2 separate regions of the Homo sapiens genome follow, and region 1 is linked to region 2. Evidence: chromatin loops called from intact Hi-C (ENCODE). Cell type or tissue: K562. All regions are shown on one strand. Each heading gives the region's core, and the rest is flanking DNA. Links, peaks and the distances in the headings are about the cores only. Region 1 overlaps RSF1 (remodeling and spacing factor 1). Region 2 overlaps NDUFC2-KCTD14 (NDUFC2-KCTD14 readthrough).

What was found. Hi-C counts contacts between places; a loop is a spot of excess contacts. Peaks named below come from ENCODE experiments on the same cell type or tissue, not always from the same donor. Only the 100,000 strongest peaks of a DNase experiment are listed, where the experiment ranks them.
Region 1: a loop joins it to region 2, with 2.5 times the contacts of the local background. A loop is called at or near these places in 1 of 110 quality-filtered maps.

The regions. Positions count from the first base shown.
Region 1 is chr11:77,647,587-77,663,425 of GRCh38, forward strand. It overlaps RSF1 (remodeling and spacing factor 1), which reads right to left. Exons shown (of 16, transcript NM_016578.4): 16 at 12,423-15,839. Among named protein-coding and RNA genes, the nearest start is that of CLNS1A, 18 kb to the left of the region's middle. RefSeq lists a silencer at 7,185-7,385. In K562, for the core only: no CTCF peak of the experiment used is centred there; a DNase peak (open chromatin) is centred at 8,965.
Region 2 is chr11:78,039,229-78,055,067 of GRCh38, forward strand. The region is part of intron 1 of NDUFC2-KCTD14 (NDUFC2-KCTD14 readthrough); the gene reads right to left. It also overlaps a transcript of KCTD14 not described here. Among named protein-coding and RNA genes, the nearest start is that of THRSP, 17 kb to the right of the region's middle. RefSeq lists an enhancer at 360-1,316 and silencers at 953-1,012, 7,011-7,250. In K562, for the core only: a CTCF peak has its summit at 7,146 (motif pointing left); DNase peaks (open chromatin) are centred at 6,743 and 7,153.

The DNA of each region.
Region 1 (15,839 bases), core at 4,895-12,894, 390 kb before region 2:
TGATTTTTAAGTGGGTCATTTTGGACTATAAGACTAATAAGACAAAAAGGGTCAGTGGAATCCTGCTTGTCACTTAGATTTGGAACACAGTTTTGTGGTCCTGAAGCATATTGACTTTGCTGGTGCTGAAGAAGCTACTGGCTTTTATGTTATCCTGAATTCACAGACCCTAATTGCCTGGAACTCACACTACATAAAACTAGATACTGTCTGTTATGGGCCTGTTTCAGTCTCAACATGAGCTGTGCAGAACTGAAAGCAGACATATGCTCAAAAACAGCTCTTCCACTCATGGACCACTGCAGATTTAGGACAGTCCTTTGTGGGGCCATAAATTGTGAAAACATCAGGGAAACTGGCTGGTCCATCTGGGTCACTTGCAGATACCTACAAGAAAGTGTTTATTCTCCGATGAGATTGTGTGAAATTAAATTACTCATCATCTCTATATTTTGGATGCAGAGACTGATTGCATTCCTAATGTGTGATCCCTGCCAAAAGCTGCAACTTAGGGGAGGGCACATCACAAACAGTATGAGCCCTCTGACAGATTAGACTCAACCCTTTCTCAGGAATGCCTCACTACTGTTGACTCGTGCTTGAATTTCCTAATTATTTGCAGTTTCAACAATGGATTGATGATACCCTAACCCTACTTCTCTCATCTTTCTCCTGGTACACAAATCTAAGTGCAGCTTGATTGTAAAATGCCGCTATCTTCAGAAAAGCAAGGCTTTTCTAGGATGCTCACTGGATAAATAATCAGGATTAAAGGGCTGAGAAGTTATATAAACCCATTTTGAAAATGCATGAAAATTCAGGATGTTGTCCTGACCAACTTCTGAACATGATGTGTCTTTTTGATTAAGTGGTATAAAAATATTTTTCTGTGAAAATTCTTTTTCTATTTTTTCATTTATTATTTTTGTCTTTATTTTTATTCTTATTCTTCATTTTCTTTTTTTTTTTTCTTTATTTAGGTGTTAAGAAACTGTTCTATAATATCGGTGAAAATTCTTTTGTCCTTCTTACATACAACTCCTCCAGACAAAAGGTCCGGGTTAGAGTATGGGATGAAAAAAATGTAAGATATTGATCACTGACTAAATGGAACACACTGATTTTGTAAACGTGTAGGAAAACAGAGCCCCAGCACCTGGGGAGGCCTGGTTGAGGGCAAGGGCAAGAAGGGAATTGATGTTCTTGTTTTTCAGAGTTGTTTCTGGAAACTTTCCCCTCTTACTGAACAAAAACTTCCCGTGCTGCCTTTCCGAGCTGCTTTGAGCACCTTTTATTCAAACTGACTTCTAAGCCTATGATCACAGCTGATAGAGCTGACTTTGAGACAGCAAGAGTGGTCCCTGCTCCTCAGCTTTCCAGGCAGAACACTTACGGATGTCATCCACACTCATGAGACTGATGAATTGATGTCAAGGACAAGCAAAACTGTTTGGAACTGGCCGGGCGCAGTGGCTCACACCTGTAATCCCAGCACTTTGGGAGGCCAAGGCTAGGCGGACCACAAGGTCAGGAGATCGAGATCATCCTGGCTAACATGGTGAAACCCCATCTCTACTAAAAATACAAAAAATTAGCTGGGTGTGGTGGGGGGTGCCTGTAGTCTCAGCTACTCGGGAGGCTGAGGCAGGAGAATGGCGTGAACTTGGGAGGCGGAGCTTGCAGTGAGCTGAGATGGCGCCACTGCACTCCAGCCTGGCAGACAGTGAGACTCCCTCTCAAAAAACAAACAAACAAACAAACAAACAAACAAAAGCTGTTTGGAACTGACTGCAGTACCTCTGATATCAAGAACTGAGCTGAATTGTTTTATTTTATTTTATTTTAATTTTAAAGACAGGATCTCATTCCATCCAGACTGGAGTGCAGTGGCTCTATCATGGCTCACTGTAGCCTTGACCTCATGGGCTCAAGCAATCCTCCCACCTCAACCCCAAGTAGCCGGGACCACAGGCACATGCCACCATGCCCAGCTAACTTTTGTATTTTTTGTAGAGACCAGGTTTTGCCATGTTGTCCAGGCTGGTCTCAAACTTCTGAGTTCAAGCAATCCATCTGCCTCAGCCTCCCAAAGTCCTGGAATTATAGGCATGAGCCACCAGGCCTGACCTGAGCTGAATTATTTCAGACTACAGTGGGAACCCATGGGTTAGAGGCCCCATGGTGGGAGGCCACATTGGGCACTCTGTTAACCTGTACTGCCTGACTAATGCATATTCTGTTTTGCAGTGCCCTAATTATTATAAACTCTTTTACAATAAGGTGTCTTTTGCTCTTATATAAGAGCCAAGAGGTTGGATTGTGCAAAAAAAAAAAGACTATCATAGCAAACCTGAGAATACTTATCATTAGAAAGACCTGCTTACAAGCTTAGCACTTCACTAGTGCCTGGGAACTTTGATTTTGAGACGATTCCTACTACCCTGGCTGTAGAGGGGCTCACTGTGCCTTGTGTTTGTGCAAACAACATGGCTTATGCTGAACACGTGCTTTCCTTCTGGGGTCTGACATTTCGGTATGTGCTAGGCAAAATGGTGTTTGTGTGACTGGCTCCCAGTAAAAACTTGCCCCTAGCCTCTAGTGAGCTGCACAGGTAGGTACCTTTTCACATGTGTTGTCATAATTAAGTCAGTCTCGTGTGACTCCTCTGAGAGAGGACCTTTGGAAGCATGTACTTAATTACCTCGTTTCTGCCCATGGGCCATGTCCCTTTGCTGATTATGTTTTTTATCTTTTCACTGTAATAAATGACAGCTGTCAGTCCTCCTGGTGAATCATTGATCCTGGAGTGATCTTGGAGATTCCCGACACAGTAGCCAAGTGGGATTTATCCCAGGAATGAAAGGTTGATTGAACATATGAAAATTAATGTAATACACCATATTACTAAAGGGAGAAGCCATATAACCATCTCAATGGATACAGAAAAAGCATTTGACAAAATCCAACTCCCTTTCATGATAAAAAGACTGGCAAACTAAAAAATTAGGAGAGGAAGGTAACTTCCTCAATCAGATAAAAGACATCTATGAAAACCCTCAGCTAACTTCATACTTAATTGTGAAATACTGAATGTTTTCACCTAGGATCGCGAACAACAGAAGGGTGTCCATTTTCGCTATGTTTCTTCATTGTACTGGAGGTTCTAGCCAGGCAATTAGGCGAGAAAAATAAACAAAAGGAATCCCTCTATTTCTAGTCACAGATGACATTATCTTGTATCTAGAAAATCTTAAGGGAATCCACGTCAGAAAATTTATTAGAGCTAAATAAAGTTCAGCAAGGTTACAGGTTACAAACTCAATATACAAAACTCAGGGCCAGGTGCGGTGGCTCATGCCTGTGTGAGCTGGGGCACTTCGGGAGGCTGAGGTGGATGGATCACAAGGTCAGGAGTTCGAAACCAGCCTGGCCAATATGGTGAAAACCTATCTGTACTAAAAATACAAAAAAAAAATTAGCCAGGCGTGGTGGCAGGTGCCTGTAATCCCAGCTACTCAGGAGGCTGAGGCAGGAGAATTGCTTGAATCCGGGAGGCGGAGGTTGCAATGAGCCGAGATCATGCCACTGCACTCCAGCCTGGGCGACCGAGCAAGACTCCATCTAAAACAAAAACAAAACAAAACAAAAAACCTCAGGTGTATTTTTTTTTCTTATTACACTTGTAGTAAAATACACATCATGTAAAATTTACAATCTGAACCATTTTCAGGTATACAGTTCAGTGGTGTTAAATACATTCACATTGTTTTGCAACCATTACCACCATCTATCTGGAAAACTCTTTTCATTTTACTAAACTGAAAATCTATACCCATTAAACAAAAACACTTCATTACCCTCCTGCCTAAGCCCCGGGCAACCACCATTCTACTGTCTGTATGAATTTAATGATTCTAGGTACCTCACATAAGTAGTATTTGTCTTTTTGTGACTGGCTTACTTCATTTAGCATAATGTCCTCAAGGTTTATCCAAATTATAACTCATCAGAATTTTCTTCCTTTTTAAAGGAGAATAATATTCCACTGTATGTTTATACCACATTTTGATTGTATTAATCTGTTGATGGACACCTGGGTTGCTTCCAACTTTGGTTATTGTGAATAGTGCTTCTGTGAATATGGGTGTACAGATATCCCTTTGAGGCCGGGCACAGTGTCTCATGCCTGTAATCCCAGAACTTTGGGAGGCTGAGGTGAGTGGATCACTTGAGGTCAGGAGTTCGAGACCAGCCTGGCCAACATGGTGCAACCCCGTCTCTACTAAAAATACAAAAATTAGCCGGGCATGGTGGCACACTCCTGTAATCCTAGCTACTCGGGAGGCTAAGGCAGGAGAATCGCTCGAACCCAGGAGGCGGAGGACGCAGCGAGCCGAGATCACACCATTGCACTCCAGCCTGAACGACAGTGAGACTCTGTCTCAAAAAACAAACAAACAGAAAACACACACAACCAAAAAAATAGATATCCCTTTGAAAGTCTGCTTTCAGTTCTTTTCAATGTTTGCCAAGAAGCAAAATTGCTGGATCGTTTGGTAATTGTGTTTAAACATTTTTGAGAAACTGCTGTACTTCTGTATTGTTTTCCACAGCAGCTGCACCATTTTACATTCCTGCCAACAATGCTCAGGGATTCCATTTTGGGCATGTCCTCATCAACCCTTATTATTATTTTTTGTTTGTTTTTTTGACAGCAGTCAGTACGCAAGTCTTTCATCTGCTTAGTTAAGTTTATTCCTAAATAAAAATCAATTGTATTTAGGCCGGGTGCGGTGGCTCACACCTGTAATCCCAGTGCTTTGGGAGGCCGAGGTAGGTGGATCACCTGAGGTCAGGAGATCGAGACCAGCCTGACCAACATAGTGAAACCCCATCTCTACTAAAAATACAAATTAGCTGGACATGGTGGGACATGCCTGTAATCCCAACTACTTGGGAGGCTGAAGCAGGACAATCGCTTGAACCTGGGAGGCAGAGGTTGCAGTGAGCGAAGATTGCACCATTGCACTCCAGCCTAGGCAATAAGAGCAAAACTCCATCTCAAAAACAAAAAACTAAAAAACAGTTGTATTTATTTTCTGCTTAGCTTTTTTTTTTTTAGAGAGGGGTCTTGCTATGTTGCCCAGGCTGGCCTTGAACTTCTTGGTTCAAGCAGTCCTCCTGCATCAGCCCTCTGAGTAGCTGGGACTACAGTTGTATTTCTGTACACTAGCAATGAACAATACAAAAATGAAATTTGGCTGGGTACAGTGGCTCACACTTGTAATCCCAGCATTTTGGGGGGCTGAAGTGGGTGGATCATTTGAGGTCAGGCATTGACGACCAGCCTGGCCAACACAGTGAAACCCCATCTCTACTAAAAATACAAAAATTAGCCAGGCATGGTGGCACATGCCTGTAATCCCAGCTACTAGGGAGGCTGAGGCAGGAGAATCGCTTGAACCCAGGAGGCAGAGGTTGAGGTGAGCTGAGATCACGCCATTGCATTCCAGCCTGGGCAACAAGAGCGAAACTCTGTCTCAAAACAAACAGACAAACAAACAAACAAACAAACGCAATCTATATCAAAATTCCAACTGCCTTTTTTCACAGAAATTGACAAATGGAACCTAAAATTCACATGGAAATTTAAGGAGCCCAGAATAGTTAAAACAGTCTTGAATAAAAAAAAGGAGCCAAACTAAAGGACTTACATTGCCTGATTTTGTATCTTAGTAAGAAGTTACAGTGATCAACACTGTGTAGTAGTAGAATAAGGACAGATGTATAGCTCAATGGAACCAAATTGAGAATCCAGAAGTAAACCCATACATTTAGGGTCAATAGATTTTTGACAGGGATGCCAAGATAATTAAATGAAGGAAAAAATAGTATCTTTTCTTTTCTTTTTAATTTTTTGAGACAGGGTCTCACTCTGTTGCCCAGGCTGGAGTGCAGTGGTACAATCTTGGCTCACTGCAACCTCCGCCTCCCGGGTTCAAGCAATTCTCCCATCTCAGCCTCCTGAGTAGCTGGGACCTTAGGCATGCACCACCACACCCGGCTAATTGTTGTTGTTGTTGTTGTTTTCTAGAGACAGCATTTAGCCATGTTGCCCAGTCTGGTCTTGAACTCCTGAGCTCAAGCTATCTGCCTACCCTGGCCTCCTAAAGTGTTGGGATTACAAGCGTAAGCCACTGCAACTGGCCAAGAATAGTATTTTCAACAAATCGTGCTGAAACAACTGTTTAACCACATGCAAAAGAATGAATTTGGATCCTTACCTCTCATCATATACAAAAATAACTCCAAAGGGATCTAAGGCCTAAACTTAAGAGTTAAACCTCCCAGCACTTTGGGAGGCCGAGGTGGGCGGATCATCTGAGGTTGGGAGTTTGAGACCAGCCTGACCAACATGGAGAAACCCCGTCTCTATTAAAAATACAAAATTAGCTGGGCATGGCGGCGCATACCTGTAGTCCCAGCTACTCGGGAGGCTGAGGCAGGAGAATTGCTTGAACCCGGGATGCAGAGGTTGCGGTGAGCCAAGATTGTGCCATTGCACTCTAGCCTGGGCAACAAGAGTGAAACTCCATATCAGGGGGAAAAAAAAAAGAGTTAAACCAATTGGGTCAGGTGTGGTGGCTCATGCCTGTTAATCCCAGCTACTTGCAGGCTGTTGGCATGAAAACTGCTTGAACCCAAGAGGCGGAGGTTGTAGTGAGCCAGATTGTACCACTGCACTTCAGCCTGAGTGACAGAATGAGACCCTGTCTCAAAAAAAAAAAAAAAAAAAAAAAAAAAAAAAAAAGAGCTAAACCTATAAAACTCTTAGAAGAAAACATAAAATGTAAATCTTCAAGATACTGACTTAGGCAGTGTTTTCTTAGATCTCTAACATCAAGCATAGGCAACCAAAGAAAAGAAAACAGAAATTGGACACCGGCAAAGTTAAAAAACCTTTGTGTATCAAAGGACACTATCAAGAAAGTGATTTATCAGAATCATAGAAAATATTGCAAATCATATATTTGGTAAAGGTCTGGTATTCAGAATTCAGCTGGTATTTACTTATAGCTCAACAATAAAAAGACAGCTCAATTAAAAATAGGTAGAGGTTTTTGGGACATTTCCATGAAAAAAAGCAAAAAAAAAGAAAAAAGGAGGTGGGACAGAGGATTTATTTTTGTTTTTTTGTAAAGACAGGGTGTTGCTCTGTCACCCAGGCTGTAGTGCAGTGGTGCTGTCATAGCTTACTGTAACCTGAAACTCCTGGCCTCAAGCGATCCTCCCACCTTGGCCTCCCGAACTGCTGTACTGAGATTAGAGGCGTGAGCCACTGTGCCTTGCCTCTCTCTTTTTTTTTTTTTAAAGAGATGGCATCTTGCTCTGTCACCCAGGCCAGAGTGCAGTGGCATGATCATGGCTCACTGCAGCCTGCAACTCCTGGGCTCAGGTGATCCTTCTGCCTTAGCCTCCTAAACTGCTGGGACTACAGGTACATACCACCATGTTTGACTAATTTTTAAAATTTTTTTTGTATCAATGGGATCTCACTATGTTGCCCAGGCTGGTCTCAGATTCCTGGCCTCAAGCAATCTTCCTGCCTTGGCCTCCCATAGGTCTGGGATTACAGGCATAAGCCACCATTCCTGATCATAAAAATAGGCAAAGGATTTAAATGGACATTTCTACAAAGAAAATATATGAGCAGTGAGTAAGCGCATGAGAAGATGCTCAACATCATTAATCACTAGGAAATGCAAATCAAAACCACAATGAGATACCACTTCATATCCCCTAGAATAGCCATAATAAAAAGACTGTCAATAATAAATATTGTTGATGTGGAGAAATTGGAACACTTGTGCATTGCTAGTGGGAATGTAAAAAGGTGCAGGCACTGTGTAAAACAGGTTCAAATTTCTTCAAAAGTTAAACATAGAGTTATCATATGATCCAGCAATTCCACTCCTAGGTATGCACTCAAGAATGAAAAACATGCATGCACACTCAAAGCTTGTACATGAATGTTTATTATTTCTAATAGCCCTGACCATTCATAGCCTCAAAGTGGAAATTACTCAAATGTTCAAATGGATAAACAAGATGTGGCATATACATACAGTAGAATATTATTCATGCATATAAAAGAATGAAGTGGCCGGGCGCGGTGGCTCACACCTGTAATCCCAGCACTTTGGGAGGCCGAGGTGGGTGGATCACCTGAGGTCAGGAGTTCAAGACCAGCCTGGCTAACACGGTGAAACCCTATCTCTACTAAAAATACAAAAATTAGCCAGGCATGGTGGCACACGCCTGTAATCCCAGCTACTCGGGAGGCTGAGGCAGGAGAATTGCTTGAACCCGGGAGGCAGAGGTTGCAGTGAGCTGAGATCATGCCACTGCACTCCAGCCTGGGTGACAGAGCAAGACTGTAAAAAAAAAAAAAGAAGTACTAACTTATGCTATTACATGACGAACCTTGAAAACATGTTAAATAAAAGACATTAGATCCGTAAGGGCTATACAGTGTGATTCCATTTATATGAAATGTCAAGAAGAGGCACATTTGTAGAGATAGAAAGTAATAGTACTTGGCAGGGACTACGGAGGAAATAGGTAGTCACTACTAATGAGTAGGGCGTTTTTAGGGTGTTGACAACCTTGTGAATATGCTTGATGAGGCAGGAGAATAGGGTCTGGAGGCAGGGAACCTAAGGCCATTTCACATCACTTCTTAGAACCAAGTTGAAAAGAAAACTCATAACTTTCCACAGCCTAAGTAACAAAAGGACCAGAGGCTACTACTCCCTTTGCAAACCCCCCACCTTTTCTGCTGGGCAGTTGGGAAACTGGCTGCCTGAAACCAATCAGACTGTTTGCCGGCCGGTCTTCGTTTGCAACTTTCTAACTTTACCTTAGCCTCTGATTGGTTGCAAAAAGAGGAGAGTGAGCGTTGTACCCTCCACTTCAGTCTTTGATTGGTTGCTTTCCACAACCAATCAGACCGATTGAGAGCTACCACTTCATTTACATGAGGTGAGCAGGAAGTGGCCAATGGAAAACCTCTAGGGGGTACTTGGACCTGAGAAGATTCTGTATCCGGGCCCTTGAGTCGCTGCTTCTCCAGCTTCCACACTGTGGAGTGTACTTTCATTTTCAATAAATCCCTGCTTTCCTTCTTTTGTTACTTCATTCTTTCTTTGCTTTGCTGGGTGTTTTGTCCAATTCTTTGTTCAAAGCGCCAAGAACCTGGACAACTTGCAGTCAAGACCCTCTACCAGTAACACTAAAGACCTCTGAATTGTACACTTTATAATGGTGAACTTTATGGTATGTGAATTATCTCAATAAAAAACAAGAAACTTTTATAAATAAAACTTACAAGTTCTTTTGGACATCGTTATGTAAGCACATCCAGATTATTAAAAGTGGCTGTCCGCCGGGTGCGGTGGCTCACGCCTGTAATCCCAGCACTTTGGGAGGCCGAGGTAGGAGGATCGCAAGGTCAGGAGATCGAGACCATCCTGGCTAACACAATGAAACTCTGTCTCTACTAAAAATACAAAAAATTAGCTGGGCGTGGTGGTGCACGCCTGTAGTCCCAGATACTCGGGAGACTGAGGCAGGAGAATCACTTGAACCCGGGAGGTGGAGGTTGCAGTGAGCCGAGATCGAGTCACTGCACTCCAGCCTGGGCGACACAGTGAGACTCCATCTCAAAAAAAAAAAAAGATGGCTATGTCAAAAAGGGGACAGTCATCTTAAAGACGGCTTCTTAGCATTCCATCTCCCTTCTCTGATATACTTTTCCTGCTTGTGGATCCTTGTCTTTCTTTTCCTTTTTTTTTTTTTTTTGAGATGGAGTCTCGCTCTGTTGCTCAGGCTGTAGTGACCACTCATCATCATCACTTATGACCTCAAGTAATCCTCCCATCTCAGCCTCCCAAAGTGCTGGGATTACAGGCATGAGCCACTGCACCCAAGAGATCCTTGCCTTTCATCCTGGGCTCTCTGGCCCTCTCCTGGTTCTGCTCAGAGCATTGGCCAGTAAAATTCCAGCCCTACTTCTGCATTATTCTGAATCTGAAGCCAACTTTCTGATTTTCTATTAGGTTGGTGCAAAACTAATTGTTGGGCCAGACGCGGTGGCTCACGCCTGTAATCCCAGCATTTTGGAAGGCCCAGGCAGGTGGATCACCTGAGGTCAGGAGTTCCAGACCAGCCTGGCCAACATGGCGAAACCCAGTCTCTACTAAAAATACAAAGAAATCAGCTGGGCATGTTGGCACACATGCCTGTAATCCCAGCTATTCGGCAGGCTGCGGCAGGAGAACCCCTTGAACTGGGAGGCGGAGGTTGCAGTGAGCCGAGATCACACCACTGCACTCCAGCCTGGGCGACAGAGCGAGATTCTGTCTCAAAAAAAAAAAAAAAAAAAAAAAAAAAAAAAAATTGTGGTTTTTGCCTTTAAAAAAAATAGATATATGTATATTATATACAGCAGAAACTGCAATTACTTTTGCACCAACCTAATAGCATTGAGCCAGCTACCTCTCTTTGTTGTTGCTACAGAAAATCTTTTATGGTTGAAGCTAGGACAGTACAGGTTCAAATAAGGTTCTATCATCATTAATGAAGTACTTCCTCTAACTTTTTGGTTCTAAATGGTAGAGTAAGAGCTATTTGGTTATGTGAGTTCACAGTGCAATTACTGGTGTCCCACTAGCAAGCAATAATGTCAAAGAGAAAACAAAATGCACATTACATTCAACAGACAAACATGAAGCAAGTACAGGGAAAAGGGAGGAATCACATTCCTGTTTTAAGTTTCAGCTTTCTGTAACAGCTGTTCCTGATAATAAAGTATGTTGCTGAGATGGTGGTTTGTTTCCTGGAGTTTCTCTTAGGAATTTCTGACATTTCAGTAATAATTTCCAAATACACTTTAGGGTTTTCCATAGTCTATTTATTTTAAAGACTGGAAGTTAAATAAGAAGTAACTGGGAAGGGTATTGAACCAGAGACAGGATCAAACTTTCATTTTCCACAATAGGGAGAACTTTATTTAGAGAGGAGTGTGTGTCAAGTAATGGAGATCAGAGATAGAAAAGTAAGATGTGAAAGACCCAGAGGCGGTAATAAAAAGACGACCGATCAAGGACACAGGCAGACAAGGTACTGCAAAAAGAAGATACCTCCTCAGAGACAGGACTAGGGAGAAAGATAGGTGCTCAAATGTGGGTAAAGTGGCTCTGAAATGGGCAAGGAGGAGTGATAAGGAAGCCATAGGTGGCCGATATCAATACTAGTAGGTTCCCAGCTGTCTTCAGTTGGGATTTGACTGTATATGCTACATTGCAATGTCAAGTTACATCCTCTTAGAGTGTCCTTTCTCTTTGATATTCATTTAGACTTTTAGTACCCTAAAGAGCTCATGCAAACTCATTAAGAATCAAAATGACACAAGCATTAATCTCACCCAGAAGGGTCCCAACATTTAACTTCAATAGGATATTTTCGTTATTTTTTATAATTCCGCCTCTACTAAAGAATCACAGAATAGTACACCAATTCTATTTGTAAAAGAAAAGAACTGTTCTACATCTTCTGGTCTTATAATCTGAAAAAGAAATGGGCTGGCTGGGCACAGTGGCTCACGTTATTTGACTGATTCTCTTAAAGTGAAAATTTCAAATAAATTTAGCATTGTAACTAGCCATTTTCTTGCTAGCACCGACCAGCTTTTACTCCATTAGGTGAAATTCTTCAAAAGTTCTTTACCTAGTTAATATTTTCCATCAGAATCACAAATACTCTGCTAGTTTGTTGGTAAAAAAGCAAGTTCAGTGTGAATTTTACTGTATTTCAAGAGTAAATAAAAACTGTCAAATCATTTGTAGCTGAGAAGCCTACTCAGGGTTGGAAGGACCGGTTAGTCATTTGGTTTAATCCATTTTTTAAGGCGTGGATCAATGTGTGGATGTTTGGTCTCCCAAACATCCCCTATTCCTAATAATTCACTTCCAAGCTTGTTTATTATTAGAGAACTAAGCTTCCTCCATAGAATGAATGGAAAACTTTTGCCCTATGGCTTCTGTCCTCTGGTCTAGTTCTGTGCTCTTATGGGACCACACAGAACAAGTCCACAGCCTCTATAATGTGTTAGTTCTCCAGAGGCTAAATATAGAAATCAATAATAGTTTTCTAATATCTATATTTGTCTAGTTGGCAAATAGCCTTAAAAATTATTTTAGGGAAACTGATGCACTTGCAAATTTACTTTCTAGATAGCGGGAGAACAATTCATCTAGGCCTGGGTGATAAATTTTAACCGTCATGAACTGTTACAGACAATTTGTTCCATGTGCCACAAAATTTAAAATAAGCTAAGTTTGCAAACACATCATGCTAAATAATTCAAATTTAAATTTTTATTATGACAATTGACATATTAAGTGAAAGAAATGACAGAAGTATTATAATAAAACATTTTGAAAGAAAAAGTTACACAATTAGGCCAATAGCTATAAAATGGCTTTAGGCCTGGCTTATAACACCAAGAGTTCTGATCAGACTGTAGTGAGACACTGAACATTTCATTAACAAAAATACTGGCACCAGCCACAACATATTTTGGTTGTCACTTACAAGGAATATTGTATTTAAACAACTATGCACTGCAATTCTAACACACTAGGTGTTCATACACTGAAGTTAACCCCTGAAGCTTTAAGCTACCAAGAATTCCCATACTTTTAATGCACAATTTACTTTGCGTGTTATCAGAATTACATTTCCAGTTTTCTGATCTTCCCTGCCCCCCCACCCCCACACACATGCAGTACATTATGTGACAGAGAGCACTCCAGCTTCTATTTGACTAACAGCATGGTCCTGATTACCTCAAGAGTTAGTTTTATGCCAATCTTGGAGCTTCTGCTTTAAATCTCATCTCCTAGAAACCAAATAAAACATTCTGAGAACCTATTCCAGGAATATTTTTTTTAACGCATAGGAAAATAAAGCATTTCATATAAGCATGTTGGAAAATTCAAGAGGCATTCTGATCAGTCCCTGAATTCCAGCTATTACTTTAAATCAAAATTCTAAAGATACCATTTATAAATTTTTATGTGGAATTTGTATTCTTCATATGGAAACTCATGATCTGCAGGCTTCCCTTCTGAATGAGGATAGCAAAAAACTGACGCTGGCAACACATGAATATAGCTTTGATTGAAATTATGACACACTTAGATGAATTTAATTATTTTCAAGAATACACTTGTACTACAAAGGTGAGAAATTAGAATGGCAAAATTATCAGATGGGAAAAAGTACTGACATTTAAACGAAGCTGTGAATATACCATGGTAAAATGTGCCATGTAAAAGACTGTGCTAGAATCAGAAGTTCTACAAGATTTCAAAATACTTAGTGAATAAGGAAGGAACTGAAACTTGAATTTGACTTCTCTTGCTGCCACGCTTCAGCAGACAACTATTCCTGTGGAATTAAGTCCACTGAATAACCAAATAGACCAATTCTAGTTTTTTCCTTCTTTTATATGAATAGATTAAAATCAAGCCCTGCTCTACCACCATCTTAGCATAGGACATACCCTTTCAAAGTGTACACACAACCTCATGGCAGGTTTGGGCAAGCTACAACAGATACCATCTCAAGAAGCTACTTTGAAAGAGAATAGAACACCAGACTAACATTGAGAATACCCTAGTTAGGCATCACAAAAATCATGTGCTGTAAGAATATGCTGTTAACAGCCAAATCTGGGCTACTGTAGCTGTTCTGATCCTGAAAATCCATTTACTAATATAAGCTAGATGTGTGTGTGTGTGTGTGTGTGTGTGCAATTTTCATGCAGTGACCTTAAAGCTTTGGAGACAGGGCTTGTTACTCTAATTTCAAGGCTTGTCCACATAGCAGTTGACATGCACCAATTCTGCTAAAGGGCAGGAGAATGAAAAAGACATGGCACAAATTTTTAAACAATTTTAGGTTTAATTACATAATGCACCTGTAGATGATCTAGCATAAACACAATTGTAAAAAATCTACATCCTATTTTAGGGTATTTTCCCACCTCCCATCCCTTAAAAGCTGTACAGTTATTTTTTTTAAAAAAAGGTGACTCTCAAGCAAAATAAACTTTTTTTTTTTTTTTGCAACATACAAAATAAGTTAAATGATTCAGAAGGTTTTGAGCCATGAAGTTCCCCAATAACTATGTTCTGGCTGTTCATGAGCATGACGTGCAAGCTGCTGGTCTATGACCAGAACTCAATAAATACAGATCAAACAAAACCGCAAAACACTTAAATTAGATTTCTTTAGAAACTGATGAAAGTCAAGAAAATATATACTTAGGATTAACAATTCCATTCTTAACTTACATCATCCAGTGGCAAAAAGCACGAGGCAAGTATTCAGTCCTTAGCACACTTTCTAACTTGTACCGGTTTGGCCAAAAAAGGAAAAAACAAAATTCCTTTAAAAATGTTTTTTTCTCATTCAAAATATCCAAGAAATTTTATAAATTTCTACTCATCTATTGTTATGCCCTCTTATATAACTTATGTATAGGATAGTCATATTTTAAAGTTATTAAAATAAACATCTTCACTAACTGAAACCATTATGATGTGCCAGAATTGGGTTTACTGAATTTTCCAAAGTGGTATAAATATGAAAGGAAAAAAAAAATTGTGCTCAGGTGTCCAAAAGGAGGAAAAAAGGTCCACAAATTGGATCCTCTTCTAATCGACTTCCAGGAGGGTTTGCATGAATGAATACAAAAAGTGGTGAGTGTATACTCTAAAGTGGTTATATACTAAGCTCATTACATTTTGGCTTATGACTGCTTGCTTGGCAATTACTCTCTTCAACATATTACAGTTACTTAGCAATTCTTGGCACTCAAAAGATGTTAAAAGATAATTTAAGTTGGAGCAAAACATTTTGAAAACAAATTAGTGAACATATAGCAACTCAGTTTAAATACATTGATAGCAAAAGGCTTTGACCTTAAGGATTGGTATAAAAATGACACAAAAAAATCAGTTAACTTGCCACTTCCAAGGTAGGTTTACAGGCACACACTTTGGGAAAGGTAGATGATATAGGAATGGATTTTAATCTGAGAAGATTCAATAATGGATCATATTAAGCAGAAGAGGGCTAGGTAGATTACAGCAGATATGCAGCCTTGGCATTCTCTGCTTCTTCGAGAATGAGGAATATATTTTGAGAATGTCAAACATCAGGAGAAACTGTTGTCTAGATTTTCTGTAATTAAATGATGTTCATAATATTTGTATCTGTTGCAATGCAGCCATCTTATTTCTTTCAAGTTAATGATGGATTCATTTTTATTTTTTCTGATACTTATCTGAAGTGTGTGCGTGTGCACACACACACACACATATACACATGTACCATTTAACTCTGGGTCTTTGAATAGTTGTTCTATAGCTGTGAGGCATCACCTTGAATAACGGGCCTGTTCCACTGTACTGGTAAAGAGCGGAGTTCCTAGCTTTTTCTGAATATTAAACTTGTAGATTCATTAGGTTCTTTACAGTTGTGTGGTAGAATCAGCAAAGGGTTAACATCTCTTATGCCCACAAACAAGCTAAAAAAGCATTCCTTGTGACAAAGGACACCCCACCAGTCCCACTTAAAAACAGCTAACATTTCCTCATCATTTTGACTATTAAACAAGTAAATGTCCATGTTTTTCTTAATATGTGTACTTTGCTCAAATGTATATTATAGGATGGGTTTCATCAACTAAAAAGTAAAAACTGGGTACG
Region 2 (15,839 bases), core at 3,105-11,104:
TAACCAGGCCAGGTGCGGCAGTTCATGCCTGTAATCCCAGCACTTTGAGAGGCCGAGGCAGGCAGACCGCTTGAGCCCAGGAGTTCAAGACCAGCCTGGAAAATGTGGAGAGATCCCATCTCTACAAAAAATACAAAAAAAATAAATAAAATTAGCCAGGTGTGGTGGTGTGCTCCTGTAATCCCAGCTACTCAGGAGGCTGAGGCGGGAGGATTGCTTGAGCCCCAGTAGTTGAGGCTGCAGTGAGCCATGATCTCACCACTGTACTCCAGCTTGGGTGACAGAGCAAGACTCTGTCTCAAAAAGAAAAAAAAAAAGAAAAGATTTATTTAAACATGTATGAGCCTGGGGCAACATGGTGAAACTTTGTCTCTACAAAAGAAAAAAAAATAGCTAGGCATGTTGATATGTGTCTGTAGCCCCAGTTAATCAGGAGACTGAGGTGGGAGGATCACTTGAGCCCAGGTGGTTGAGGCTGCAGTGAGCCAGTCTGGGAGACAGAGTGAGACCCTGTCTCAAAAAAAAAAAAAAAGTGTACTCATTTTTTCCACCTGGTATCGTGACGATTTCCCCCATATGAAGGGCTCTTCTGTACCACTTTTTAAAATGGCGACAGAGCATTGTGTTGTATGAATGTATCATAAATCTACTAAGCCACATTTTACTTCTTTCTTCTCTCCTTCCTTCTGTATTTTTTCTCTCTTTCTCTACTATAATAGTGCTGCAGTGAGCATCCTTGATAGCTAAGGCACTGTGCAAGGAGTAGGCACTTTTTTGAGCTCTTATTCAGTGTTTCCAAATTACTAAGAAAGCTGTGCCCACCATCCAGGCACACAGAGTGTGGCTGCCCTGTTTATGTTTTTGCCCCATGTTCAGAGTCTGACCTCCAACAGACTTCCGGGGCTGCAGGCAAGGGCTGAAACCAGAGCTGGCCGCTGGCCAGGAGCTGAGAACCAAGCCAAGGCTGCCCCCGTTTCCCGTGTCATGTCTTCCTGGAATCTGAAGTACGGGCATTTTTTCTGGCTGATTCAAAGTACCCTCAGAAACTCACTTCCTGCTCCATGTTCTTTTTCCTTTCTCCTGTCTTCTCCTTCTCTCTTCCTTGTCTCTTTTCTTTCTTTCTTTCTTCTTTTTTTCCTTTCTGTTTCCTCTTTCTCCCTCCACTTCTTCCTGTGTCTCTTCTCTCTTTAACTCTGCTCCTCTTTCTCTCTGGCTCTTTTCTCTTTGTGTGTCTCTCTGCTGTTTTCTTCCTCTTTTGCCTTCTTTCTGCACCTTTTAATTTTCTCCGCCTGGAATCCAGCCTCATTTCTGTGTCTTTTCTCTGTCTCTTCGGTGGCTGTCTGTCCTCCATCCACCACTCCTGTTCTGTGAGTCATCCCTTCCCCAGGGAGAGAAGGCAACCAACATTCTCCTTGCTAGGCCTTGATTTTTTATTTTATTTTATTATTTTTTTTTTTTTGAGATGGAGTTTCACTCTTGGCCCCCAGTCTGCAGTGCAATGGCGTGATCTTGGCTCACTGCAACCTCCGCCTTCCGGGTTCAAGCAATTCTTCTGCCTCAGCCTCCCAGTAGCTAGGACTACAGGTACGCATCACCACGCCCGGCTGATTTTTGTATTTTTAGTAGAAATGGGGTTTCACCATGTTGGCCAAGCTGGTCTCCAACTCCTGACCTCAGGTGACCCGCCCGCCTCAACCTCCTGAAGTGCTGGGATTATAGGTGTGAGCCACCGCGCCCGGCCACTAGGACTTAATTTGAATGGAAGGTGATTTTGCCTCTCACAAAGGACAAAGCTAACAGATCTCCGAAGTGGGAGTTGCCTGGTAAGCCAGGTTGACCCAGGCACTCTGGGCTTCAAGGATTGGGAGACACACAGTCTGTCAAGCTTCCATTAGAGGCTCTATCACCCCAGGGGCCAGCACACTGGGTCTGATGACTCACCAGGGCGGCACTGGCGCAGTGGCAGCAGGATGTAGGTAGGGGCACTGGAGTTTATGATGTTGCTGCAGGGAGCAAACCTACTGTGTGTGGGTGGGCTCAGGGCTGGATGCTGGAGACCCAAGAACACAGCAGACCCAGTCTGCATGAAACTGAGAGACTGGACTAGCTGGATTTCCTAGGCCGACTAAGAATCCCTAAGCCTAGCTGGGAAGGTGACCGCTTCCACCTTTAAACACAGGGCTTACAACTTAGCTCACATGGGACCAATCAGATAGTAAGGAGAGCTCACTAAAATGCTAATTAGGCAACAACAGGAGGTAAAGAAATAGCCAATCATCTGTTGCCTGAGAGCACAGCGGGAGGGACGATGATCAGGATATAAACCCAGGCACTGGAGCCGGCAATGGCAACCCCCTTTGGGTCCCCTCCCTTTGTATGGGAGCTCTGTTTTCACGCTATTTCACTCTATTAAATCTTGCAACTGCACTCTTCTGGTCCATGTTTGTTACGGCTCGAGCTGAGCTTTCGCTCACCATCCACCACTGCTGTTTGCCACTGACTCCCATCCCTCCGGATCTGGCAGGGTGTCCTCTGTGCTCCTGATCCAGCGAGACTCCCGTTGCCACTCCCAATCGTGCTAAAGGCTTGCCATTGTTCCTGCACAGCTAAGTGCCTTGGTTCATCCTAATCGAGCTGAACACTAGTCACTGGGTTCCACGGTTCTCTTCCGTGACCCACGGCTTCTACTAGAGCTATAACACTCACCGCATGGCCCAAGATTCCATTCCTTGGAATCCGTGAGGCCAAGAAAGGCTTGCCACCATCTTGGAAGTGGCCTGCCACCATCTTGGAAGTAGCTCGCCACCATCTTGGGAGCTCTGTGAGCAAGGACCCCTGGTAAAAAAAACCACCTTCACAAAATTATCACAGTGAGAGGAATCTGACATGGCTGACTCCATCTTGCTTCTGGTGTCACAGGCTGACTGTCTTTGCTCATTCCTGGGCATATGCCAAGCTAACTTTGGGAGAAATTTCGTTCATAGTTTAAATGATAATGGCTGGACACGGTGGCTTACTCCTGTAATCCCAGCACTTTGGGAGGCCAAGCGGGATGGATCACTTGAGGTCAGGAATTCCAGATCAGCCTTGTCAACATGGTGAAAACCCATCTCTATTAAAAATACAAGAATTAGCCAGGCGTGGTGGCGCATGTCTATAGTCCCAGCTACTCAGGAGCCTGAGGCACGAGAATTGCTTGAACCTGGGAGGCGGAGGTTGCAGTGAGCCAAGATCCCACCGCTACACTGCAGCCTAGGCAACAGAGTGAGACTATCTCAAAAAGAAAAAAAAAAATAGAAGAAAGAGAAAAGAAAAATCCCTAACCTATGCGCTTTGAACGAGATTGATTTGAGTAATAACTCCATCTCCTACGTGGCATGGCCACCTTCGTGTTGAAGCAGCATCATTGTCTGGGGTAAATATCTGAGGTTCATTGCCTCATGCCAAGGAAATCAAGGACACGGACTCACACAAGGAGTGAGTTTAAGAGAGAAGTTTAATAGGCAAGAGAAAGGGAAAAGTTCTCTCTCCTGCAGAGAGAAAGGCTCCCGAGTGGGTCTTCTGGTTCTGTGGTGAAATGCATGGGGTTTTCTAGACGAGTTTGAGGAGGTGGTGTCTGATTTACATAGGGCACAAAAGATTGGTCAGACCCGGTGTGCCATTTATATAGCTTGCGAAGAAGCTGGCCACCCCACCCTAATTTTTCATTATGCAAATGATTTCCCTACCTGGCCGGTGCCATGTTGCCTGCTTCTTTACTGCACACATGGTTGACAAAGACAAGGGAAGAGGGGCTGGGCACCGTGGCTCACACCTGTAATCCCTGCCTTGGCCTCCCAAAGTGCTGGGATTACAAGTGATCCACCTGCCTTGGCCTCCCAAAGTGCTGGGATTACAGGAGTGAGCCACCGCACTTGGCCTCTGTTACACTTTTAAATGCACACACCCTATGTTCCAGCAGCCCAACCCCTGGCATTTTCTTCTACCAAAATACTCTCATGTGTACTATGTAGTAAGATATTTGTTGCAATGTTGCTTGTATTATCCACAAAATAGGAATATACTCAATATCCATTCATTAGAATGGTTAGATAAAATGATGATGTCTCTTGCTATGGAATAACTGTCATCGCTAAAAAAGAATGAGGTATTCAGATAAACCAAAAGTAGGTTAGTAGTGCTAGGATGACAGGTGTGAGCCACTGCACCCAGCCTGTGTGTGCTTTTCGTATGAAACAATTAAACATACTCAATAAAACAAATACCATCCTTGCTTGCAAAGAGCTCAGAATCAAGTGAGGGGATAGACTGAGACAGAGGGAATGCCAACAGAATCCTTCGTGACAGGGCTGGCACAAGCACAGTGGAGGGGCCCCCTGAACCAGCTCGTGGGGTGTCAGGGAAGGCCTCCTGGAGCAGGTGACATTTTGACTCGGGTCTTCTAAGACCAAAAGGTGTTGGTCAAGTGGAGAAGCAGGGGCAGGATTCTTCTGGTGGAAGGTGAGGCAAAGTGGTGCAGCCCACATGCAGCTGACAGAGAAGGAAGGGTTTCACTCAGGGAACTGATGGCAGCTTTGTCTTGGGTGGATCCTCTGAGGAAGTCTCTTCTGGCTCGAGGTGACAGACACCCTGAATAGCTCTTAGGGAAAGTCTGGAAACTAATACAATGTAAATGAAGACTTTCCAGTAGGCTCAGAATTTCAGCTGAGGCCCCAAAGGCAGAAACAAGGCCAGAGTTGCTGATCCTAAAGTGAAGCTGGACCACCCACCTAGGATTCCCCAGAAGGGAGAACAGAGTTAAAACCCACCTCTTCACCTACTTCCTGACCACAAAGAGAGGCGACATCCCCAGAAGCTGGAGGGGAAATTTCTCTGGACAGAGTTGTCAACGTGCTCCCTCAGCCTGTTCCCCAGCCCACACCCCAAAACAGGGAGTAGAGGGCGCTGCTCTCCCTCACCTCTAACCAGGTGAGCGAGGCTTTAGGAGAACTATCTGGGGAGTCTTGGAGGTGGAGACTCTGGGGTCTGGAATCTGCCTGGCACCTAGCAGGGTGTGGAGGGGCTGCTAGGAAGGGGCTGCACTGCCAGCTGTGTGCTTCCTGTGACCCACATGTGGACCCCGCAGAAAAATCTTCCTGAAAAGGACCTGGTGGAAGAGAGCTTCTATCTAGGGGTGAGGGGACTCCGGCAGAATGAGACTGGAGGTGTGAGGAGGGTTGTAGTAGCTGAGGGGCAGTAAGTGAGTATAACCCCCAGTAGGTTCTTCCGCCCACTGCACAGACAAAACCAATTCACTGAGACCACGCAGCATTGTAATAAAGATATAGTTTAATTGCCACAAGGCCAGCCATGCCGCACAGGAGACGGAGTTATTTCTCAAATTGTTAGCAGTAGTGAATCTGTACGGGTCTGTAGTAACCTCCATTCTTGCCTCCTCAGAGGAAAGAATTAGTCGGAGGGGCATAAGGCAGAGGGAGTGACCAAGGCAAGTTTTAGAGCAGGAGTGAAAGTTTATTAAAAAGTTTTAGAGCAGGAACAAAAGGAAGTAAAGTACACTTGGAAGAGGACCAAGCAGGTGACTTGAGAGATCCTTGTCCGGTTTGACATTGGACTTGGAGCTTTACACCTTGGCATGCTTCCGGGGTTTTGCGCCTCCCCTCCCTTGATATTTCCTTGGTGTGGGCTGTCCACATGCACAGTGGCCTGCCAGCACTTGGGAGGGGCCCGCATGTGTAGTATGTTTACTGAAATTGTTCACATGCTCATTTCAGGCATTTTTCTCTTACCAGTCAAGTGTTCCTAGAGGAAGGTCACACACAAGTTAAGCTGTGCCATTTTGCCTCGTAGGTGTGAATGCTCAAGCCCACTCACCCAACTCCTGAGATCTTTTTTTGAGACAGGGTCTCACTTTGTCACCCAGGCTGGAGGGCAATGGCACAAACACAGCCCACTGCAGCCTTGACCTCCCAGGCTCAAGCAATCCTCTTGCCTCCGCCCTCAAGTAGCTGGGACTACCAACACATGTCACCACGCCCAGCTAATTTTTTTGTATTTTTTGTAGAGACAAGGTTTGCCATGTTGCCCAGAGTGGTCTTGAACTCCTGAGCTCAAGCAATTGCCTGCCTTGGCCTCCCAAAGTACCAGTCTTAGGTTCTACGATAGTGATGTTATCTGCAGGAGTAATTGGGGAAGTTGCATATCTTCCCTCTGCCTCTGGAATAATGGTTGGCAATCGTTTATGTCTGCACCTTAGCAGAACTCAGGCTCAACATCCTCCTGACCTGGTTGGTCTTTCATTAGCTTTACAAAGGCAGTTGAGTTTTGGAGAAGGGCTGCTATCATTTAAACTATAAACTAAATGTCTTCCAAAGTTAGCTTGGCCTAAACCCAGGAGTGACCAAAGGCAGTTTGGAGGTTAAAGGCAAGATGAGGGTTGGTTAGATCAGATGTCTTTTGCGGCCCTAATTTTCTCACTGTTATAGTTTTTTCAAAGGCAGTTTCATAAGCAGCCCTGGGGGAGACAGCCCCTCTTTATAAGGGTACTACTGAGGAGAGATGTGAGGGTTTTCATAACGCCCGTCAAAGTGCTCCCAAAAGCCCAGAGTACTCAGGTCCTCCTCAGACGTTGCTGCCCCTACCGCTTCTCCCCCACCCCACCCAGGAAGAGTCCGAGGCAGCCTGTGTAGGGGCAGGAGGAGCAGAAGAGCTGGGTGAGGACGCAGGGAGGCTGCCGGTCCTCTCCCCAGTCAGCAGGTGTCCCAGTTAGAGGCAGCCTCAGGAGGGGAGCGTTTGCCAGAATAATGGCCTGCACTTAGACACAAGCTGGAATTACCTGACAGTAAACCGGGGAGGACTCCGAGAAAAGCGAGTGATCTGCCGAGATTTCCCCCAGAAACAGCAAAAAAGGAGTCCACAGAATCAGTTCGCAAGGGCAGGAGCAGGAAAGAAAGAGATCGGCTCAGTGCTTTTCCCTGCTAAGTCAAGCCCCTTTAGTAAACCAGCTACAGAACATCGACGCTGTCTATGTGGTGAGGGTGTCTTGGAAAGATGAGAGGATTTGACAATTGTGAGCCGGAAAGCTCGCGTGTTGGCGGGAGGCCAGGGTCCCCGCCACTCCAGGCCTGGGCCTGCCCGGCAGCGCCCTCTGCTGGCCGGAGCCGCGACGGCGGGGGCCCCGCCTGAACCGGAGCCCTGAGCCTGGGGCTGGGAGTCCAACCTTCCCAGAGTTTGCAGTTCTTTGGGGACAGGCATACATGCATGGATTGAGCCACCCACGATAAGAGGCGCACCTTGCAATGAGAGGAGAGCCTATCCTAAAGGGGAAGGGGGCTGATCTGGCGAAAATGTCAGCGCGGGGGCTGAGGCTGGACTTAAGGGGGCGAGGTTAGGAAGAGGTGAGCAAAGATTTGGAAGTTATGGTGGAGTTTGGGAGAGAGTGCAGGCATGCTGGAGAATCATCAGTATATATGTATGTATGTATCTTGCTATTTCATGCCTCTGAACTTTTGCTGAGGCTTGCATTTATTCCTAGAAAACATTTCTCACTTTTCCTTTTCTGTTGTTATAAGTACTTAATCTATTCAAAAATATTAGATGATGAATATATAAATATTCATGTAGCCATTACTAAGCTTGGGAAATAAGACCTAATGAATATAAAGTACTCATGTACGCTTCCTTTTTTCCCCTCCCTCCACCCAGATGGCTCCTTCAATTTGCTTTTTCATTCCAACGTTTAAGTTTGTGTTTACTACCTGTGTAGGTATAAAGAATATACAGATACATGAAATCATAATTTTGGGGGTTTTTTTGAGACAGCGCATTGCTCTGTAGCCCAGGCTGGAGTGCTGTGGCAATGATCACGGCTAACTGCAGCCTTGACCTCCTGGGCACAAGCAATCCTCCTGCCTCAGCCTCTTGAGTAGCTGGGACCATAGGCGCATGCCACCACACCCAGCTAACTTAAATTTTTTGTAGAGATGGGGTCTCTTTATGCTGCCCAGGTTGCAAAAATATTTTTTAGTAGAGATGGGGCCTCTCACTATGTCACCCATCTTGGTGTCAGACTCGTGGCCTCAAGCAATCCTCCTACCCAGGCCTCCCAAAGTGCTAGGATTACAGCCCACCATACCCAGCCAGAAAAATTTTAATAGGTATATATTTTATTAAATATACTATATCCTGGCCAGGCACGGTGGCTCATGGCTGTAATCCTAGCACTTTTGGAGGCTGAGGTAGGGGCATCACTTGAGGCCAGGAGTTCAAGACCAGCCTGGACAATGTGACGAAACTTATATTTCTTTTTTTTTTTTTTTTTTTGAGACAGAGTCTCGCTCTGTTGCCCAGGCTGGAGTGCAGTGGCACAATCTCAGCTCACTGCAAGCTCCGCCTCCTGGGTTCACGCCATTCTCCTGCCTCAACCTCCCGAGTAGCTAAGACTACAGGCGCCTGCCACCACACCTGGCTAATTTTTTGTATTTTTAGTAGAGACGGGGTTTCACGATGTTAGCCAGGATGGTCTCGATCTTCTGACCTCATGATCCACCTGCCTCGGCCTCCCAAAGTGCTGGGATTACAGGCGTGAGCCACTGTGCCCAGCCAAATTATATTTCTTGTCTCTACAAGAAATAAAAAAATTAGCTGGACTTGGTGGCACATGCCGGTAGTCCCAGCTACTCGGGAAGGCTGAGGTGGGAGAATCCTTTGAGCCTGGGAAGTTGAGGCTACAGCAAGCCGTGATTATGCCACTGTACTCCAGCCTGGGTGACAGAGTGAGATCTTGACTCAAAAAAAACAAAACAGGCCAGGTGCAGTGGCTCATGACTATAATCCCAACACTTTGGGAGGCCGAGGCAGGCAGATCACCTGAGGTCAGGAGTTCCAGACCAGCCTGACCAACATGGTGAAACCCCGTCTCTACTAAAAATACAAAAATTAGCTGGGTGTGATGGCTCACGCCTGTAATCCTAGCTACTCGGGAGGCTGAGGCAGGAGAATCACTTGAACCTAGGAGGCAGAGGTTGCAGTGAGCTGAGATTGCACCACTGCACTCCAGCCTGGGCGACAGAGTGAGACTCCGTTTCAAAACCAAAAACAAACAAAAAAATAAAATAATAAAATAAAAACAAAACAAAAATACAAGGCACCAAAGCAATGTAACAGGCGCCTGCAGTCTGAGCTAATGAGGAAGCTGAAGTGGGAGGATGGTTTGAGCCTTGGAGCTCGAGACCGGCCTAGGCAACATCGCGAGACTTCATCTCAAAAAAGAAAGAAAAAAAATACCATGGCATATAAAAACAAAATTGAAAGGGATGAGTGTAATAGGCACAATAATGGCCCCCAAAGATGCCACCTTCCTAATTCCTGAACCTGTAAATGTTAGGTTACATGGCAAAGGGAAATTAAGGGGGCAGATGGAGTTAAGATTGCTAATCAGCTGACCTTAAGATGGAAAGATTATCCTGAATTATCCAGCAGTACCCAATGTAACTGGAAGAGGGAGAACCAGAGAGGCAGCATGAAAAGGTGTTCCTGGCTTTGAACACAGAGGAAAAGATTACAAGCCAAAGAGTGCGGGCAGCCTCTAGGAGCCAGAAAAGACAAGGAACGAATTCTCCCCAGAGCCTCCAGAAAGGAGGGCAGCCCTGCTGACCCCTTGATTTTACGCTGGTGAGACCCATGTTGGACTTCTGACCTCCAGGATTATAAGGTAATAAGTGTCTGTTGCTTTAAGCCCCTAGGTTTGTGTTCATCTGTTACAACAGCAATACAAAATTAATACAAGGAGCGTGACCGGCAGCGAATCCGTATGGGTCTGCCGCAACCTCAGTTCTTGCCTCCTCAGCAGAAAGAATTCGACTGAGGCACATAAGGCAGAAGGAGAAACCGAGACAAGTCTTAGAGCAGGAGTGAAAGTTTATTAAAAGCTTTAGAGCAGGAAAGGAAAGAAAGTACACTTGGGGCTGAGTGTGGTTGCTCACGCCTGTAATCCCAGCACTTTGGGAGGCTGAAGCGGGTAGATCACGTGAGGTTAGGAGTTCAAGACCAACCTGGCCAACATAGTGAAACCCAGTCTCTAATAAAAACACAAAAATCAACCGGGTGTGGTGGCATGTGCCTGTAATCCCAGCTACTCGGGAGGCTGAGGCAGGATAATCGCCTGAACCTAGGAGGCAGAGGTTGCAGTGAGCCGAGATCGTGCCACTGTACTCCAGCCTGGGTGACAGAGCGAAACTCTGTTGCAAAAAAAAAAAAAAAAAAAAAAGAAAGTACACTTGGAAGAGGGTCAAGCCAATGACTTGAAAGCCAAGCCAAGTGCACTGTTTAACCTTTTGACTTGGGGATTTATACATTGGCAAACTTCTGGGGTCTTGTGTCCCTTCTCCCCCTATTCTTCCCTTGGGGCTGGCTACCGGCATGTGCAGAGGCCTGCTAGTGCTTGGGAGGGGAGCATGCGCAGTGTGTTTCCTGGAGTTGTGCACTGCTCACTCAAGGCATTCTTCCCTTACCAGTCAAACGTCCCTAGGAGGTCATTTACCAGTTAAACTCCACCATTTTGCCTCTTAGTATGCATGTGGGGGCCTACTTGCCCAGTTCCTGAGATCTTATTACCAGTTTCAGGTTTTTCTTATCTACTGGGAGACTGCCGGTCCCTGATGCCAGATGCAACCAATTATTATTTTAGCGTAACAGCTTAACAACCACTTGACCCTCACCTGATGGTCACCTGACTTTCCTGGTTGAGAGGTGGGGCCTCTCCTGCCCTGCTCATGTCTGACCAGCTATCTACTGTAACAGTCACGGAAGGTGTTTGAGTGAGGGATGGATGGGGGGTTCTTCTTGTACTGCAGAAGGATTGGTTGTGAAGGGAGGCATCATGGAGATGCCAGAATGGGAGCCCGTCACTGTGAACCTGGCTGGAAAGGGGAAAAGGGGAAGACACCCCCAAAGGATGGCAGCAGGTGGATTCAGAGCTGGAACCTCAGAAGGCCGGGAAGAATGGCGTTCACTGGCTGAGTTTTGTGGATGAACTCGTGGATCTTGACGCATGTCTCCTCCTTCTCTAGCAAAGCCCCCTCGCAGCACCTGTGCAGAGCGGGGAGTGGGTCCTCAAACACTTCCTGGACTCTGGCCTGGGTCCCAGACTGGGGGCCAGCACTGTAGGCAGACCAAGAGCTGGCCCGAGGGAGGGAGACTCCGGAGCTCCTCTGACAGGGCCTGGCCGTGGCAGAAGGAGGTAGCTGAGCTTGCTGGAGTCCAGGGGTTGGCAATGGCAGCCTCCCTGCTGAGCGCCCTCTGTGGCCAGCACTTCCTTGGGGAAAACTCAGCAAAAATCTATTGGTTGAGAAAATGGAGGCAGGAGAGAAGCACACCACGGGTAGACAGACCCCACAGTCTTCATTCATTCATCCTTTCAGTCAGCAAACTAAGGACACTTTCCTAAGCTCCTTGGGTATAGTAGTCAAAATGAAGAGTCAAGGCTTGGTTCTTAGGCTGAGCACAGTGGCTCACTCCTGTAATCCTAGCACTTTGGGAGGCCGAGGCGGGAGGATTGCTTGAGATCAAGAGTTCAAGACCAACCCAGACAGCATAGCGAGACCCCTGTCTCTAAAAAAAAATAAAAATAAGACCTGGTTCTTGCCCTCCAGGGGCTCCCAGATAGGAAAGAGAGAGAGAGACATGTTTTGGTATGAGTCTAGTCGCAGAATTTTGGAGTCCAAAGCCTTATAGTACATGATACCTGTGGATTGAGGGCTGGAGCCCCAGAAGGCCAGGAAGAATGGGAAGGCCGGGAAGAAGTCCTCCCAGGGGAAGGAACAAAGCATGACTGGAAATATAAGTTGGAGTCTCAGTTTCCTCATTGGTGAATTGTAGGGGTTGGGTTGCTGGATTACTGTGGAGCCTTGGAGTTCTGACAACTCAGACATTTGAGATTGGCTGATGAGGGGGTGCTTTGTTGACATCGCCCCTCTCTCTACCTCTCAGCAAACCTAGAAGGCCTTAGGCTGGCCCCCAGGGCTAGTTGCATCAGCTAGAGGAAGGGCTGTGTTTTCCCAGAACTGGGGGAGGGGTGTGACAGGGGGGAAGTTGGGGGTGGGGCTGGACGGGAAGACCTGCCCCTGCTCCTGGTCCACTCTGGTCAGCCCTTCATAAGGTGCCTTTGTAACAGTAGAGTTCGCAGCAGATTCTCCGAACAGCAGAGATATTCCAGAGTAAGCAGGAAAGGTCTGGGCCTCTTAGCATGACTTAAGGACTCCAGAGAAGGGGCCCCACCACTCCCTCAAATAAATAGCTTTCCTTAGCTGGTTGTTTGGCTCATCATGCCTCAAAACCCTCCATTCAGAGGAACTGTGTTTTTTCAGCTTGGAAGATCCTGCACTTTCCAGATAGGAGACTGAGGCCTACAAAGGCAGACTGACTTGCTTAAGATCATGTCCAAGTTAGTTCTGTCCTTTTATTTTTTATTTATTTTTTTGAGACAAGGTTTCACTCTGTCATCCAGGCTGGAATGCAGTGGCAAAATCATGACTCACTGAAGCCTCAACCTCCTGGGCTCAAGCAATCCTCCCACCTCAGGTTCCTGGGTAGCTGAGACTACAGGCGAGTGCCACCATGCCAGGCTAATTTTTATTTTATTATTATTATTATTATTTGAGACAAGTCTTGCTCTGTCGCCCAGGCTGGAGTGCAGTAGTGCAATCTCAGCTCACTGCAGCCTCCACCTCCCGGGCTCAAGCAATTCTCCTACTTCAGCCTCCCAAGTAGCTGGGACTACAGGCATGCACCTCCACCCTCAGTTAATTTTTGTATTTTTTGTAGAGACAGGGTTTCACCATGTTGCGCAGGCTCGTCTTGAACTCCTGGACTCAAGTGATCCACCTGCCTCAGCCTCTCAAAGTGTTGGGATTACAGGCATAAGCCACTGCGCCTGGCTCAAATTTTTTTTTTGTAGAGGCAAAGTCTCACTATGTTGCCCAGGCTGGTCTCAAACTCCTGGGCTCAAGCAATCCTCCTGCCTTGGCCTCCCAAAGTGCTGAGATTACAGGCGTGAGCCACTGTGCCGGCCAGTTTTTTTTTGTTTTGTTTTGTTTTGTTTTTTGAGATGGAGTCTCACTCTGTTGCCCAGGCTGGAATTCAGTGGTGCGATCTCAACTCACTGCAACCTCTGCCTCCCTGGTTCAAGCAATTCTCTTGCCTCAGCCTCCCAAGTAACTGGGATTACAGGTGCGTGCCACCATGCCAGGCTAATTTTTGGATTTTTAGTAGAGACGGGGTTTCACCATGTTGGCCAGGCTGGTCTTGAACTCCTGGCCTCAAGTGATCTGCCCGCCTCAGCCTCTCAAAGTGTTGGGATTACAGGCGTGAGCCACTGTGCTGGCCAGTTGTATCTTTAAGGAGAATATTTTGTGATCAGTAGCACTTGCTCTTCCCTCTACCTGGATAGCAGATCTTCCAAAAGCTGAGAACATTCAGGTCTTAGCACAGCTGTTTCTTCTTCCTGGGCATAATAACCATGTTTGGAATTGGGCATCTTCAGAGGATCTTGTTGAAATGCAGTTCCAATTCAGTAGGTCCTGGCTGGGGCCTGAGAATCTGCATTCATGATGAGCTCTGGGGTAACTTGATGGATGGGGCTGGTCTGCAGATAACAGTGAGTAGTAAGGTTTGTTACCTTCTTTTCTTCTTCTTCTTCTTTTTTTTTTTTTTTTGAGATGGAGTCTTGCTCTGTCGCCCAGGCTGGAGTGCAGTGGTGCAATCTCAGCTCATTGTAACCTCTACCGGGTTCAAGTGATTCCCCTGCCTCAGCCTCCCGAGTAGCTGGGATTCCAGGCGCCCACCACGATGCACAGCTAATTTTTTTTGTGTGTGTATTTTTAGTAGAGATGGGGTTTCACCATGTTGACCGGGCTGGTCTCGAACTCCTGACCTCAAGTGATCCACCTGTGCTGGGTGTGAGCCACTGCACCTGGCCTCGTTACCTTATTTTCTTCCTAGTACAAGTCACAATGTGATGTTAACCATATTGATCTGTGCATTGTTGGTCATTGCTCTCTTCCAACTAGTTATAAGCTGCCCTGAGTGCAGGGACCATGCCTACCTCATGTCCTGTTATATCCCCAGGCCCAGCAGAGTGTTGGCACATAGTGGGCTCCCAATACAAGAACTCCCCTGAGGGACAAAGCAGAGGGTTGAAGCACACAACAGGGGTTGAGTGCCTGGGGACAGGAGTGGGGCAGATCATGAAAATAAGGCTCCTGTTTTTCTTCTCTTTTTTTTTTTTTGAGATGGAGTTTCGCTCTTGTTGCCAAGGCTGGAGTGTAATGGCACGATCTCGGCTCACTGCAACCTCGGCCTCCCAGGTTCAGGCGATTCTTCTGCCTCAGCCTCCCGAGTAGCTGGGATTACAGGCATGCGCCACCACGCCCAGCTAATTTTGTATTTTTAGTAGAGACGGGGTTTCTCCATGTTGGTCGCGAACTCCCGACCTCAGGTGATCTGCCCGCCTCGGCCTCCTAAAGTGCTGGGATGACAGGCGTAAGCCACCGCATCCAGCTTGTTCTTTTTTTTCTTAAGAGACAAAGTCTCACACTGTCGCCCAGGCTGAGTGCAGTGGCGTGATCATAGCTCACAGCAGTCTCAACCTCCCAGACTCAAGTGATCCTCCCGCTCCAGCCTCCCAAACAGGTGGGACTACAGGCATGTGCACCACACCTGGCAAATTGTGTTTATTTTTTGTAGAAAGGAGGTCTTGCCTATATTGCCCAAGCTGGTCTCAAACTCCTGGGCTGAAGCAGTGCTCCTGCCTCAGTCTCCCAAAGTACTTGGATTATAGGCGTGCACCCAGCCAGCCCCTGATTCTTTAAAAATCTTTAAATATATATAATATATGTATAATATAGCTTATATATGTATTATATATATAAATTATATGTGTATTATATATATATAAAAATACATATATATAAAATTATTTTTTTTTAAGAGACAAGGTCTCACTATATTGCTCAGGCTGGTCTCAAACTCTTGGGCTCAAGCAGTCCTCCCGCCTCAGCCTCCCAAAGTCTGAGATTACAGGTGTGAGCCACGGCACCTGGCCAGCTCCTGATGCTTGACCCCAGTAGTTCTGGACTGGTGTGACAAGGCAAAGAAAAACAGCCTGAAGCCCATAGCTATCAGGTGATGTGTGTATATATATAAATCATTTTTTAGGCCAGGCATGGTGGCTCATGCCTGTAATCCCAGCTTTGGGAGGCCAAGGTGGGCAGATCACCTGAGGTTAGGAGTTCGAGACGAGCCTGGCCAATATGGCGAAACTCCATCTCTACTAAAAACACAAACTTTAGCCGAGCATGGTGGTGAATGCCTGTAATCCCAGCTACTAGGGAGGCTGAGGCATGAGAATTGCTTGAACCCAGGAGGCGGAGGTTGCAGTGAGCCAAGATCGCACCACTGCACTCCAGCCTGGGCAACAGAGTGAGACTCTGTCTCAAAAATAAAAAAAAAGATATTTTATTGGCTACATTTATGAAATTGTCTCCCAGGCAGGAGAATCACTTGAGCTCAGGAGTTCAAGACCAGCCTGGGCAACATGGTGAAACCCTATATCTACAAAACATACAAAAAATTAGCCAGGCGTGGTGGTGGGTGCCTGTAGTCCCTGCTACTTGGGAGGCTGAGGTAGGAGAATCTCTTGAACCCAGGTGGCGGAGGTTGCAGTGAGCTGAGATCACATCACTGCACTCCAGCCTGTGCAACAGAGCAAGACTCTGTCTCAAAAAAATTTTTTTAAATCACTTGTTAAACTTGGAAGCTTTTCCCAACCTTGGCTGAATTCATTC